Linked DNA regions of Homo sapiens: region 2 is linked to region 1. Evidence: read pairs that join two places in POLR2A ChIA-PET (ENCODE). Cell type or tissue: MCF 10A. All regions are shown on one strand.

Region 1 (2,500 bases):
CTTACTTCAGGTTTCATTTGTTCTTCTAATAATTTTTTAAGTGGAAGCTTAAATCATGGATTTGAGTCATTTCTTCTTAAATATTATTCTTCAATATGATAACTTTCCTTTTGAGCACTGCTTTAACTACACCCCACATATTTTTATGTGTTTTTGTTGTTGTTTTTATTATTATTATTTTTAAGTTCTGGGGTACATGTACAGGATGTGCAGGTTTGTTACATAGGTAAACGTGTGCTATGGTGGTTTGCTGCACCTATCAACCCATCACCTACATGTTAAGCCCAGCATGCATTAGCTGTTTTCCCTAATGCTCTCCCCTCACTGCCCTCCCCCAACAGGCCCCAGTGAGTGTTGTTCCCCTCCCTGTATCCATGTGTTCTCATTGTTCAGCTCCCACTTATAAGTTAGAACATGCAGTGTTTGGTTTTCTGTTCCTGCGTTAGTTTGCTAAGGATAATGACTTCCAGTTTCATCTATGTCACTGCAAAGGTAATGATCTCATTCCTTTTTATGGCTGCATAGTATTCCATGGTGTATATGTGCCACATTTTCTTTATCCAGTCTATCACTGATGGGTATTTGGGTTGATTCCATGTCTTTGCTATTGTGAATAGTGCTGCATGTGAACCTACACATGCATGTATCTTTATAACAGAATGATTTCTATTCCTTTGGGTATATACCCAGTAATGAGATTGCTGGATCAAAAATGGTATTTCCAGTTCTAAATCTTTGAGGAATTGCCACAGTGTCTTTCACAATGGTTGAACTAATTTACATTCCCACCAACAGTGTAAAAGTGTTCCTATTTTTCTGCAACCTCGCCAGCATCTATTGTTTCTTGACTTTTTAATAATCACCATTCTGACTGGTGTGAGATAATATCTCATTGTGGTTTTGATTTAGATTGCTCTAATGATCAGTGATGTTGAGCTTTTTTTCACGTTTGTTGGCCGCAGGTATGTCTTTTCTGAGAAGGGTCTGTTCATATCCTTTGCCCACTTTTTAATGGGGTTGTTTGTTTTTTCTCGTAAATTTACTTAAGTTCCTTGTATATACTGGCTATTAGACTTTTGTCAGGTAGATAGATTGCAAAAAATTTTTCCCATTCTGTAGGTTGTCTCATTCCTCTCCTGATCATTCTTGCTTTCCTCCAACTTATTGAATATATGGAGCATATTTGTAATAGCTTTTTAAAACATCCTTCTTTGCTAATTCCATTATCTTTGTCATTTTTGTTTTTTTCTATCAATTATTTTTTCCTCGTTATGGATCTGTTTTCCTGCTTTTTTGCATGCTTGGCATTGTTTGTTGTAGTGATTTCTCAGGCTTCTTTCTCTGGCCTCAGGTAGTTTTCTCTGACTCATGCACAGATCACTACTGAGTGGAAGACTTCAGAGCTCTGCTCTCTCCCTCTGTAGCTCCCTCCACTCTGAAGGAAATTCTAGCTGCTTTGGCTTCCTAAAACTTCAGTCTCTAACTCATTGAGACTGCTGTGCTCTGTTTGGGTTTTCTCTTTCTGCACTGCAACCTAAAAACTTCTTCAAGCAGAAAAATGGGGAAATTGTAGGGCTCACTTCATTTATTTCCCTCTGGTGGGGATCATAATCCCACATTGTCCAACGTCTTAAAACCATTGCTTCATATGTTTTGTCAGATTTTCTAGTTGTTTGGGGGTAAAAAGGTAAATCCAGTCCCTGGTAGTTCATCATAGCCAGAGGTAGAATTACATACATATTAGCTCAGCCAAGTTTAATCCCACAACTCTCTGGACTCCTTATTCTACCTCCCACACACAGATAAAAGCACACACAAATGTGCAACATTTTTGGTTTAGGTTTTAGTGGATAAGGAAATATATGACTGCTGTAAATCTGGAAGAACTGGGATGGAAGGTATTTTCAACAGAATATCCGAGATAACTAGATAGCCATAGTACTGGTAGGAGACTATCTTAGCCAAAAGTAGTACTCTGATTTCTCATCTACAATTGTGGATGTGTCTTAGAACTGTTTAATAATGAGCTGGGTGTGGTGGCACATGCCTGTAAACCCAGCACTTTGGGAGGCCGAGGCGGGCCACCTGAGGTTAGGAGTTTGAGACCAGCCTGGCCAACGTGGAGAAACCCCATCTCTACTAAAAATACAAAATTAGCTGGGCGTGGTGGCGCATGCCTATAATCCCAGCTACTGGGGAGGCTGAAGCAGGAGAAGCGCTTGAACCAGGGAGGCGGAGGTTGCCGTGAGCTGACATCATGCCATTGCACTCCAGCCAGGGCAACAAGAGTGAAACTCCATCTCAAAAAAAAAAAAAAAAAAAAAAAAGAACCGTTTAATAATGTTGAGTGTAGTGTGGGGCCTCCATTTACATACAGGAACAATCCTGATGGATGGTAGGAGTGGAGGCTCTGCTGTTGGCTTCCTTTGTTTCTGGGAATAAACCAATGTTGCCACTATCAAATTTGCAGGAGGCAATGATGAGAGCAGAAGTGGTGGAA
Region 2 (2,500 bases), 800 kb after region 1:
GTGATTTTTGTTTGTGTTGAGACCAATGGAAAAATGAAGGTAAAGATAATAGTGATGATGAAGATGATGAATGATGGTGATGATAATGATGATGGATATTACTGGTTGCATAACCAGCAGCTGTTTTACCTTTTTCTTTTCCCTGCTAACATCCTAATTTTCCTTCTGGTATCTACCCTGCTGATTTGTAGCAACCATGTGATTTGGGACGTTGGTTCCAGATCTAATTAGGTTAAGTCAACTAAGAAAATGACATCTCCCAGTCAGTGATTGGTTTAGGAATCCAAGTGTATGTTAAGCAGAATTGGGAACTCCTTGTCAACAGAGATTGGTTCTGGAAAGGACACAAAACCAGATGTGGATCATTGAAATGTAAGGGGAATTTTGAAAAAAGGATTCTGAGAAACTTTTTCTTATTCTTAAGGGGAAATCTTAGGAGAGCTCTCTCCTGCTGGCCATTGGGAAATATACTATGACAACTATAGCCACCTGATTACCAGCCTGCGGATGAAGCTAGTACATAGAGATGTCATCTGCTCTCTCTCCTCCCTAAGAATCACAGGGAAAATAAAGACAGAGTCCTTAGATTAAGTAAATCCTAAAGCTCATCTGACCTATGGACTTGCATATACAAGAGTTCTAAAATGTTCTTATTGGTTAAGCCAGTTTGATTTGACTTTTCCATTGCTTGCCATGAAAGACATTCTAATAATTTAATAATTAACTCCTGAAAATAAAAACAGCTAACCTAAGGATTAAGATAAATAAAATGCAAAATATTTTAAAAGAATGTGAACAAAAATAATAATAGTAGACAAGGTTAAAACCAGGAAACCTAAAATATTAGCTAAAATATATAAAATTGAAAGTGTAAGTAGAAAATAATTAAATATTACAAATTAATTTGGCCAAAAAATCCTAAAATTGGCAAAAGTAACAAACTTAATTTTCGAAAAAGCACCATGTTCCAGTGTATTAGTAAGGCTCATTCAGTTGTAAGGGAAAGATTGGCATGCACACTACTTTAGGAGGGTTGAAGGCTTAATATACATCAGGTTCTAACTGAGGTCTGAGGGGAGTTGATGGGTGAGTGGCGGTAGCTGGAAAAACACTGGAGGAATAGCGGACAGTTTTGACATGGCTTTACTCTCTCTCTCTCTGGGTGCGAGGGCTCCTGGGCACGAGCTGTGTGCACAAACCATATGTACAACGTTATCAGGATAATTACATCTTTTACAGTCAATAGGGGCTCTGAGTCAAGCATGAGCTCACCTGGGTTATTACCTAATGTGCCTCACATGGAGTGGTTACATAATGAGCAGAGTTGTGTACCTGTGCTCCAAACTCGCTGAGTCATGTAGGACTGGGTGTCTGACTTGGCCGATTCTTGACTGCAGCATATCCATTTTCCTTACGATATAAGAGATGCTTCCAGCTAAGGGTACATAACAGAAATATCTATGCAGTTTTTAGAAACAACACGTTTCTAGTTTCAGCCCTGGTGATTCTGATAAGGCAGGTATTAGTGCAGTCTTGGAATGCACAGTTTTATGGACTGTTCAAAACAACACAAGTTCAGATATCAATACCTGTGATAAAGGCCACTCCTACAAAATATAGGAGATTCTGTATTTGTGTCTCTCCATGTGTCTCTTCCTGGGGTATCTCTTCATGTATGATTCAATATTTGTGTTGCCTCTGCCCTTTGTGTGCTTCTCTGTGCGTATCTCTATTGCTCCATGAGTCTTTCTGTGTGCCTGTGTGTGTGTCTCTATGTGGATGTGTCTCTGGGAGTCTTCTTTGGTGTTTGTTTTTTTTTTTTTTTTTTGTCTTTCATTTCCCTCTGCATATCTTTGAATCTGTGTGTGACCCTTTGTCTATTGTCTCTGTGTCTCCCTCTGGATGTGTAGTATATCTGTGTATTTCTCTCTATGATTGTGTCTTTCCCTGTCTTTATGTGTTTTTGTTTGTGAGTCTGTATCTCTGTGTGTGTTTACTCTTTGGCCCTCTGTATCTCTACAGGTAGTCTTTTCTCTGTGTTCATTTGTCTTTTTCTGTCTATGGGAGCCGCTCTTTTTTGTCTCATTCTTTGTATTTTATTTGCCTGACACAGTGAATTGAGAAAAGAAATAAACTCAGTCAAAGAAACCTTATGTTCTTCTCCACTCTGTACGTAAAACAGAAAAGAAAAAATAAAAGTCATAACCAAATTCTAGGAATTTAAGTGACTGATGTTCCTTAAAGAGGGTCAATCAATCAATGAAAATTATTGTCTGTCCCTCAACCCTCATGTTTCCTTCAGAGCAATAAAACCACTAGACAACAATTAAGTCCTTCATCTCATGAGGCAAACTTGTGTCTTTGAGTGCCTTTCAATGATCTCACAGCATAAGGCACACCTGTTCAGACCTTGTCCCAAACTCACATAATGCAAGACAGAAAACTACCAACACTGAGGGAAAATTTGTTATTCATTTCCTTTATCCTAATCATAAATAAT

What was found. Peaks named below come from ENCODE experiments on the same cell type or tissue, not always from the same donor. Only the 100,000 strongest peaks of a DNase experiment are listed, where the experiment ranks them.
Region 2: POLR2A ChIA-PET joins it to region 1 with 5 read pairs; 1 of 35 experiments calls an interaction of 5 or more read pairs at or near these places.

What each region holds. Positions count from the first base shown.
Region 1 is chr9:32,589,999-32,592,498 of GRCh38, reverse strand. No RefSeq gene overlaps it. Among named protein-coding and RNA genes, the nearest start is that of NDUFB6, 18 kb to the right of the region's middle. In MCF 10A, no CTCF peak of the experiment used is centred here; a DNase peak (open chromatin) is centred at 1,388.
Region 2 is chr9:31,789,724-31,792,223 of GRCh38, reverse strand. No RefSeq gene overlaps it. Among named protein-coding and RNA genes, the nearest start is that of LINC01243, 410 kb to the right of the region's middle. In MCF 10A, no CTCF peak of the experiment used is centred here; a DNase peak (open chromatin) is centred at 1,313.